Regions from separate parts of the Homo sapiens genome. Here region 2 is linked to region 1. A link is a loop called in an ENCODE intact Hi-C map of the cell type or tissue named here. Cell type or tissue: mammary epithelial cell. All regions are shown on one strand. Each heading gives the region's core, and the rest is flanking DNA. Links, peaks and the distances in the headings are about the cores only.

Region 1 (5,387 bases), core at 238-5,237:
CATGAGTACCAAGTGTTGGATTAAGGGGGCCGGAGAGTGCGGAAGGCAGGCCCCAGAAAAGCTACTTTGGTGCAGGCAAGCTCTGATAGTATCAGCTCACCTTGAAGTCGGGCAAACCTGAAGTTGAGCATACACTGTACAAGTATCAGAAGTTAGTGTCAATCTTAGAATGCGTTTGAACATCAAGCTGTAGGCAAATAGCAGAGCTGATATTGGGCGATGCTAAAGAGCATAGTCCATCAAGCAAGCTGGTGTCAGGAGTCTGGAAATAGAGGCCAAGTCCCGGAAGTCAAAGACATAGAACATATTACCAGAATGACCCTGAGTCTTTCTCACTCAGGTCCCCTTTTCTTCCTCCTTCAGTTTTATTGAGTTATAACAGACACACTATACAGTGCATAAATCTTACTTAAGTGAATGAGTGAATTTTTACTATTGATGTAACATTTCCATCAACCCCAGAAGGCTTCTCCTTACCCCTTCCTAGTCTACTCCCTTACCAGAGGTAACCACAGTTCTGCTTCTATCACCATAAACTAGCTTTGCCTGCTCTCAGATGTCACATGAATAGAATGCTATAGGATAGATTCTTTTGTATCTATTTTCTTTTGCTGCATATTACATCTGTGAGATTCATCTATGTTGTTGTATGTATAAGTAGTATACAAGTAGTTCATTCTTTTGTGTTGTCAGGCACTATTCCACTGTATGATTATATCCAATTTACTTATCCACTTGGGTAGATCCCAATGTCTTACTATCACTAATGAAACTGCTGTGTACATTTTTGTACATGTATTTTGATGGACATGTGTGCCCCCTTTCCTTGGTGAAAGCTTTCGGAGTAGAATGACTGGGTCACAGGGGAGACAAATATTTACCTCTAGGTGGTGCTGTCAAGTAATTTTCTAAAGTAATTGTACCAATATACACTCCTACCTCCTATGTATAAGAGTTCTACTTGACCCACAGCCTTGTCAACTCTTAGTATTATCAGTCTTTTTAACCCACTAGGGTAGTAGAATCTCACTGCGGCTTTAATTCGCATTTCTTATCTACGGTGCCCAAAAGTTGGCTGTCTCTTCCATGGCATCCTAAAGTTTCTACTTTACCTGACACATAGACAGTCACTCTGAACCCATGGGCGACCCCTGGCACTTAGAAACACAGTTAGCTCAGGACAGAGACAGATAAGGAGTGTGATAAACAGATCTTACTGTAGAACCTTAAGGAAACTGATGGCCACTTGACTCTGACACATCACTGACTTCAGCAGCCACTCTCTGTCCCAGAGTCTCTCCCGCTGAGGTGAAACTTCTAGATGCTTCTCCAGATCAAACTCCAACCAAGCGTTCACCTCACCCAGCAGAGCTGAGGAAGCCAAACTGCCAAGTGAGCTTGGAGAAGGGAGACTGTGAAGATGGCATGACACAGAAAACAATGCCCAGAGCATACAGTATGCAGATGTATGTAAATCATATATAAAAGCCAGAATGCAAGCCTTCAAGTGATAATGCTCTCCAGCTGTCCTAAAGGCTGTCTCCATTCCGGAGAACACCAGGGTGCGCTGGGGAACCAGCAGGCAGCATAGTTCAGCAAGAAGGGTATGGTTTTCCTCTTTCCTTTAATCTGGGAGCATGAGTTCACTAAGTCCCTAAGGATCCATAAAATGTGAAAGTCTGTTTTTTTTTTTTAATTGGTTGTCCATTTGTGTTCAAGTAAATGAGGCACAGCTTCTTCCAGTTGGTCTGCAGCTTGAGTCAGATGGCAAGAGAATGTCACCATCCGAGGCACCTGCTGCAGGCCTAGGAAGGGGCACGGCGGCTCTCCTGAGAATCTGGGATGGTGACCCAAGTATTTAACTCAGAATCAGTAGCCTGACTTGTGTCCCTAAGTGCCACTTATGACCTTGGGCAAGTAACTTCCTCTCTGTGAGCCTCATTTTTCCCATCTGTAGCATGAGCAGATTAGACTAGGATCAACTCTCTAAGGTCTCTAGATTTCTCTGAGCCTGTGATTCCAGGTAGAGTCCCTTCAATCTAAACGCTGATCAGAGTGAGTCATTCTGCCAAAGCACCAATGAATCCATTCCCACGTAGAGCAATTAGAGCTGCGCGAGTTCCTGCCACACGTCCAAGATGATAGAAAGCCCAACCCAGATTCTGTGCTGTATCATTGAGCATTAAGACACAACAAGGGCTCTGTTGCAGCATAATAATGCATGCCTGGCTGATTTATGAAGCATCCAACTTAGAAGCGCATTCTTCGGTAACGCCTTGTAATTTAGGCAGCACTCCATGAAAAACACAGGTAGTGGAGGCAGTTGTGCTCAGATCCGGTTACCTCCCACAACTTCCAACTTCCCTGCCCCTGTGCTGCCAGCCTTCATCTCCCCTTCCACCGTGTTCAGAAGCTTGGCTGCCCCTGCCTTGATCACACCTTTTTGCACAGCCAGTTCTCCCCAGTCTGTGGCGCCCCCTATTGGCTCTGGGATTTTGTCAGACGCTCCAGCTCTGCGTCACCAACTTCTAAGCTGAGCAATGGGAGCTAACGTCACTGTTGCTGTAACCCGTGAAATCTTAGCAATGAGGCCAGGCAGAAGACAACTACTACCAGAGAAACAGAGACATGAGCCTCCACCACAACCCATCTCCCACCCAGCCTAATTTTCTCCATAGCACTTATCTCTACCAATGTTTATATTTATTTTTACTACTTTTGTTGTCTGTCTTCCCCTTTGGACTTAAAGTCCAATGATAGCAAGGCCTTTGTTTTGTTCTTTACGGGATTCCAGCACCTAGAGAGTTGGCTGGCATTAAGGAGGCACTCGGTAATATTTGCCGAAGGAACCATTTATTCATTCAAATAAATAAAGATGTCAGGTGGTAGCAATGGCTATCGAGCAAACTAAAGCAGAGTAAAGGGGATGGGGTGCTAAGAAAATGAGAAGGTTGCTATTTCTGATAAGGTGGTCAGGGTGGGCTCTCTGCTAATGATACTTAAGCAGAAACCTGAAGAAGTAAGAAAATGAGCCGCTCGGAGATAAAGGGAGAAAATGTTTGAGATTGAACAGCTGATGCAAAGGCCAAGCAAAGCCTTGGCATGTTTACAGAGGACAGTGGGCTAAAACAGAGGGCAAGAGCAGAAGGTAATAAGGCCATGTGGTGTCAGGGCCACATCACCTAGAGAGGAGGTCAGCGAATCACGGCCTGTGGGCCAAATCTAACCTATCACCCACTTTTATAAGTAAAGTTTTGTTGGGACATAGCCATGCTTATTTGTTCACATGTTGTGGCTGCTTTCCTGCTGCAGCTGAGCTGAGTAGTAGCCACAGACGCCAATGGTCCACAAAGCCAAAAGTATTTACCATCTGCCCCTTTGCCAAAAAAAAAATGCCAGCCCCTCCCTTGATCACTGTAGGCCACTGTGAGGACTTCAGCTTTTTCTCTAAAGAACATGAGACACCATTAGAGGAGTGACATGAGCAGACTCACAATTTAGGAGGATTGGGATGGCTGCTGAGCAAAGAATAAATTGGAGGGGTGGAAGCAGGGAAATCAATTAGGAGGTGAAAAATGAAGGTGGTTGGGACTGGAAATGTAATCAGATCAGAAGATGCACAAAGTCTAGCCATTCTCACAGCCTGGAGTGAGCAGGGTGTGTTTTGCCCTAATAGATTTTGGCCCAAAGCATCTGGGTTTGTGGGAGGGAGTTGGGGAGTCATCAAACTGAAAGTAGGATGACTTTCATCCAAAACTGAAAGTAGGCAGTTTTTTCCAAGGCAGGAAAGAAGCCACAGCAATGGTGCTAAAGGTTGCAACGAGCTAATACCATTTTCCAGTGATCTCCTTCTGGCTGCATAGTCTGGGCTTGGGCTGGGGTCCAGACAAGACCCTGGTTCACTTCCTGGTACCTTTGGTGCCTCATGGCTTCCCTTACTAAGGCAGACACTCAAATGATTTGAGGGGGCTTGGGTACAGGCCCAGACAGAGGCGTGGGCCAGTGCGTGGAGTGACAACACTGATGAAAGATTCCAGAAGTCAAAAGGAGGTGACAACACAGACCAAAGATCGTAGAAGTCAAAAGGAAGAGAAAAGGAGGTGGTGCCAACAGGAGATGCTCAAAAAGAAAGTGTAAGAGGGTCTCACGTTCTTACAATCAGCCCATGAACTACCAAGACCAGGGACGGGGTTTCGCTTCCCACCATTGCCCTCTGCACACCACACACGCAGGCTGCCCTGTAAATGAGACATGTTTTGCCTGTCAGCTCTGTTCTTGATGTTCTTTTAACCAGACTTCTAACACACACAGTTATTTGAGAAGGGCTCGGTGAGATCATGAGGAAGTCTAAGAAGTCTCAAGAGAAAGGGAATAAAAGAGGAGTTTGGGAGTCTCAGAGCCCTGCACTTAAACTTCATAACTATAACTTATTAGCTGTGTGACCCACTGCAAGTTATTTAACCTCTTTGTCCCTCAATTCCATCACTTGGTAAACAAAGAGGATGAGACAGCAGAGTTGTTATGAGGATTGCAAATAATGGATAAGAAGCCCCTGGCCCATATCAGCAGCTATTATCGAAGGGGTAATATATTATTATATTATAGAAGGAGTAAAATTATAGAAGGAGTAAGCTTCATTTACCAGATGTATAATCCTGAGAAAAATAAATAGCCTTTCCCAGCTTCATAGTTTCCCTGTCTGTAAAATGAAGACGATATCACCTTTACCCTAGAGTCTGGGGATTCAATTCACTCAGAGCAAACTGCAGATATAAAGCACTTAGTGGAGTGTTAGCATAGAACAGACACTCCAGGCAGCCCAGACACCTTTGTTATTTGTGAAAGGTCCTCTGAAGTCAAGACCTTCATCAAGAGGGTAGGAGGGAGACTGACAGAGCAAGCAAGAGACCTCAGGTTCACAACAGGCCAAGGCCAGAGACGATCAAAGGTCAAGGGACCAGGACTGGTAGAGATGTAAGGGTGCCCACCCAACACAGAGCAGCCATGCCCAGTTGAATCCACGTCAACCCAGAACATGAATGGCTCCAATGGGCTTCGGTCCTGAATGGATCTTTCCTTCCCTTGCAAGATCCAGGGTTGTGGGGTGGTAGAGAACAAAGGAGTTGTGGTAGATGACCAGGAATCCCTGGGAGGAAGAGGGAGAAATTCTCCTTCCTTGTTTGCTCCTACTTCAGGCTTCCTCACACCACCGACAGGTAAGGGTTGGCAAGCCCTGGGCATTGCAAGGACAACACAGAGCAGGTGTCTGTGAATTCAAAAGTATTAAGGAATCTGAAGACTAGGAAGGATATATAAGGTCACCTGGGATTGCAGCAGCACAGTGGACAAATCTTTTACTCTCTCTGAGCCTGTTTCTTCATCTGTAA
Region 2 (5,387 bases), core at 75-5,074, 700 kb before region 1:
GTGTGACAATGTGAAGAGAAATGACAGGATGCATGGTTTTGGGGAGCAGCTAATATCAACTGGCTTCCCTGCTCTACATACAAACTGCTGATAGCTCTAGTGCAGGGGACTGTGGGTAAGCAGATGCCTTGATTCTAGCAGCACCCACTGAGCTTGTTGTCTATCTGGAGAAGTGGCTGGAGGAAAAAGCAACTGGAAGAGAGAATTATCCGTCATAGGGAGATTTATGTATTGGTTGTGTTCTTTGGTTTTCTCCCAACAACTCAAATGTTGGTGATCAGTTGACATGCTGGTAACACTACAGTGAGGAGTGAGAATATGCCTATGTTTCTGGGGAGATGTAGAAGTGATGAAAAAGGTGTCAAAGGGAAGGAGGTGGGAGAGAGAAGCAGCCCACAAATGCATGCTCTGTGTGCCATGGGTAGATAGTGACAGGTCTGAGCAACCAGAGTCCTACATCCTCCAAGATAACCTATCCCATGTCCTCCACAAATAGAGGAGCAGCTCAGCCTCCTTCTCCGACCTTTTCCATCACTGTTCCCATCCAACACTTTGGCCATAAGTATTTAAATAATTTCATTTCTTCTCGATGCACTCAGCAAGTTATCCTAAAGCACTTTCACACTTTAGTCCATTGCTCCTGTTAATTTATACACACATTAAAATCAAAGTCTAAAAAGATCTAGCTTTGAATGTATAGATCTAATCTCAGATACTCTGTATTTTGAGATTATCAAAATACAGAGTTATCTTATGCTTCATTACAAATTACTGCACAATATTGTGGTATAAAGCAACAACCTTTCGTTTGCTCACCATTCTGGGTGCTAGGAGCTTAGGCAGGGCTCAGAGAAGAATTTCTCTGCTCCCTGTGGTGTCACCTGGGGTTATTCACTCATCTGTGTTCATGAGTGGCTAGCCTGGGCTGGCCAGTCCAAAAAGGTTTCACTTGCATATCTGGCTCTTTGTGTTCTTGAATGTGGTCTCTTTCTTCTTGCATGGCTAAGAGATAATAAGACTCTCAGCCAATCCAGTAGCTCCTCTGGGGAAGTCATACTGCCATCCTTCACAGTGGCAGAGAAGGCTGCTCTGTTATGAAAGTCTCAGAGTAGTCAGATTTTGCTCCAGCTGTCCATTGTTTGTAACAGTACAATAATTTATGATAATTTCTCGTAGTATTGAGGTCTCTTATGTGGCTGCTGTCAGATATTAACTGGGGTATAGTTATGCTAAGGCTTGACTGATCTGGATACCCAAAAGCTTGGGCCCAGGACTGGCCGTTGATGTTGACTGTTTCTGGGAGCACAAATGTAAGCATCACTGGGAGCACCTACACCTGGCCTCCTCTATGTGACTTTGACTTCACACATCATGGCAGCTGGGTGTTAAGAGGGAGCATCCCAAGAGTGTGTATCTAGAAAAGTTCAGACAAGAAATTTCTAGGCTTCCTATGACCTGAATTCCAAGTGACACAGTATCACCCTGGCCACTCTCTATTAATCAAGAGCAAGTCACAGGCCCAGCCCAGATTTTAGCAAAGGGAACTCCTAAAGGCATGCATAATAGGAATGGCTGGTAGCATAAAGGAACGTCTTTGGCTACTGGCATCACAGACTTTTTATTTTATTTTATTTTAAGCTCTGGAGTAGATGTGCAGAATGTGCAAGTTTTTTACATAGGTAAATGTATGCCATAGTGGTTTGCTGCACCTACAAACCCATCACCTAGGTATTAAGCCCAGCATGCATTAGCTATTTTTCCTAACGCTTTTATACTGTTGGTGGGAATATAAATTAGTTCAACCACTGTGGAAGACAGTGTGGTGATTCCTCAAAGATTTAGAACAGGAAATACCATTTGATGCAGCAATTCCATTACTGGGTATATACCTAAATGATTATAAAGATACATTTTATTATAAAGATACATGCACATGTATGTTCAATAAATGCAGCACCATTCACAACAGCAAAAACACGGAATCAACCCAAATGTCCATCAGTGATAGACTGGATAAAGAAAATGTGGTACATATAACCTATGGAATACTATGCAGCCATCAAAAGGAAAGAGACCATGTCCTTTGCAGGGACATGGATGAATTTGGAAGCTATTATCTTCAGCAAACTAACACAGACTTCTTACATGGTGGCTTGCTTTCTAGAAGCAGGACTCTAAGAAGACAAAAGCACAAGCTGCAGATATCTTAAGGTCTGGCTCCTAAAGCCACACAGCATCACTTCCACTGCATTCTACTAGACGTCCGGTCAGATATATTCAAGGGAAGGAAAGATAGACCTCACCACTCCAGAGGAAGAGTGGCAAATTTTTAATCCTTGACATCCTGCTAAAACGATTATATATTAGGTCTGGGAAAAATCACAGATATTTCAGGCATTCTCATATAAGTTCTTTAATTGAAATAAAAATTGACATATGATAAAATATATGTATTTTTCTATTAAAAACACTAATACTGACCTAAGCCCCTAGGTCTTCTTCATAAAAGATTCCTGGCCACTAGAAATTTTCTGAGTAGATTTTCCAAGTTTTGATTTTGAAGAACTGGGGACCTAATAAACAGAAAATCATTTTGAACTCTCTGCTAATGAACACATAGAATATGACATTTTATTTGCCTTTCAATATATTGAGCAAATGCCTCAACTAATCATGTTAGCAGTAAACATCCTATAAGTAAAATGAACATGAGTATGAACTAAACAATTCTGAACTGATCTCTGTCCTTAGAAATATAAGATTTAAGTTTTCATGATTTTTACCCAGGTACATTTTTTTCTATTCATACTCTTTAATAAGACTGTTTAACACTTCTAAAATAAACTAAAATATCCTCTGTAACGTAAAATCTCACAGAACCTGAAAACTATACCTCTAGTAGGGTTTTTTTTTCTCTACAGGTATGCAAAACACATATTTTCTGAAACAAAGTGAATGGATGGGGGCATGAAGTCAGATGACAGGTAGTCATAAAATCAGATTCATTGTTAACATATTTGTTGAACATATTACTAAGTACTGAATGTTTTGTTAAAAGTTAGAAATAAAATCAGAATACAATCTGCCATTTTATTATAATTTTATTGTGATTTTATTTTTATATTTAATATTTTTAATCCATCTATAATATATATCTACAAGTATGAAAATATGTAACTTTCACTTCTAATTTGAAACATTACCATTATTGGCTCAATAGTTATAAAATAGGACTGATTCTGAGCTTCATGATTCTACTCCAGTATTCTCTGTTTTCTTTCACTCTTTCAATCACTGTAGCTTTAAAACATGTTTCTGCTTGATTTTTTATCACTTTAATATGTTGTTGTCATTTTAATATGTAATATAATAATAGAGGGCACTATTGTTAAAATTTGAGCTTTGAGGTCAGCCTGTCTGGATTTAGATCTAGGCCCCATCAGTTACCTGTGTAACCTTCGAGCAGTTACTTCATCTTTCCTTATCTGAGTTTAATCATATAAAAAGTGGTAATTATAATAATATTCATACCCAATAATTTAATAAAAATGTGTTTGCATTGATTAGAAAATGGTAGGTGCTGTAAAAATGTAACCAAAAATAGCCTAATACAGTTGAAGTTTATTTTTGGTTCCTATGAGGTCAATCGGTATTTGATTTGGTATGATACCATTCTACAGGATTATTCAGGCTGTACTCTTCAGGGAAATGGGAGAGAACTAAGATGATCTTGGGCGAGAGGATTTACACACTAGATCTTACAGTGACGCTTATCATCCCACTCACCTCTCATTGGATAGAATGTGATCATTTGCTTACATCTAACTACACAGGAGCCTGGGAAATGCCATCCAGCTGAGTTTCCAGGAAATAGAAAGGATTTAGTGAACTACTAGCTAGTATCTGCAACATTATACAAAATTCCTATCAAAATGTCTGATGCAAAAGTGTGTAATAAATATTAACCATTATGATTATCATTGTAGACATGCAGATATGATCCAGCACTCAGCCCTAGACCATTAAATGGATGAAAATAACAAAACGTGGCAGGTGATGTTATGTGGGAGTATAGCATACTAAACAGATCCATGACCAAGTCCAGCAGAGTCGAGAATGATTGCATTCCAATGAAGTAACAGTTAAAGGCATACTGGAAGAATGTCATACTGAAAGTAGAATTGGTCTCTTAAAAGGAAGGGGAAGAGAGTTTCAGGCAGTGAGGTCAAAGTTCTAGAAATGAGAGAGAAGAGACAGATTTGAAGAAATTGGGTAAGTTAGATGTAGCTCTAGTTGTATATGGAAGTAGAGAATTGAATAAGGAGAAAGTTGAGTCTAGAGTTGAAAGAAAGGAGGCAGGTCATGAAGGGTCTTAGAAAACCCTAAAGTTGCCTTGACTTTATTTTGAAATCAATGGGAAGTTAGTTGAGACTGAAGGAGAGTGGAAGATTTGAGAAGGAATGGATAATGACAACCAGAAATAGGTTGTGAGATGAAAACTGAGTTCCAAATTTGATAGTATTTTAAGAGCAAGAACCGACAAATGATAGAAAATCCTTGTAGGTTATGGGGCATGGTGTGGTCAAAACAATGGCTTTTTCATGATGAGAAGAAATTATCTTAGCCATAGAATGAATGAGAAGGAGTAAAACTAAGCACATTAGCTAAGAAGTTGTTAGAGTAGTCCAAGCGCATTGTTTTGAAAGCCTTCACTGTGATAATAGAAGACGGAATGAAAGGAAAGAAATGGAAGATCATCTCAAATAAAAATAACTGCAAGACCAAATCCTTCATTCAAAATTATTATAACAAAAAGTATAATTAACATCTTAATCTAAAGGAAAGAATCAGCCTTCGATTTTATAATTGATATCTCAAAACCAAATTCACTCCATAATAATTCCTTTAGCATCTACCATGTGCCTGGCACTGTGTAGGTACTTGGAATTGAAAAAATAATCAAATCATATCCTCCAAGAGTCCAAAGTCCAGTGGGAAAAATCACATGAATGCATAATTAGGATGCAGTTTGGCAAATGCTGGAGCAACATTCCATAAGAACACCAGAGAGTAGGGTTTTTTTCTTCAATGTCATATTGAGAAATGTTTTGTAACATAGGGCAGGGACCCCCAACCCCTGGACAGCAGACTGGTACTGGTCTGTGGCGTGTTAGTAACTGGGCCACATAGCAGAGGTAAGCATTACTATCTGAGCTCCTCCTCCTGTCAGATTAGCAGGGGGCAGTAGATTCTCACAGGAGTGCAAACCCTATTGTGACCTTCGCATCCAAGGGATCTAGGTTGTGCGCTCCTTATAAGAATCTAATGCCTGATGATCTGAGGAGGAGCAGTTTCATCCTGAAACCCACCCCCACTCCACACACACA

Evidence for each region. Peaks named below come from ENCODE experiments on the same cell type or tissue, not always from the same donor. Only the 100,000 strongest peaks of a DNase experiment are listed, where the experiment ranks them.
Region 2: a loop joins it to region 1, with 7 times the contacts of the local background. A loop is called at or near these places in 2 of 110 quality-filtered maps.

Annotation. Positions count from the first base shown.
Region 1 is chr2:219,994,520-219,999,906 of GRCh38, reverse strand. All of the region lies in intron 1 of LOC105373891 (a long non-coding RNA gene), which reads right to left. Among named protein-coding and RNA genes, the nearest start is that of MIR4268, 91 kb to the right of the region's middle. In mammary epithelial cell, for the core only: CTCF peaks have their summits at 850 (motif pointing right), 1,564 and 2,473 (motif pointing left); no DNase peak of the experiment used is centred there.
Region 2 is chr2:220,689,950-220,695,336 of GRCh38, reverse strand. No RefSeq gene overlaps it. Among named protein-coding and RNA genes, the nearest start is that of MIR4268, 790 kb to the right of the region's middle. In mammary epithelial cell, for the core only: no CTCF peak of the experiment used is centred there; no DNase peak of the experiment used is centred there.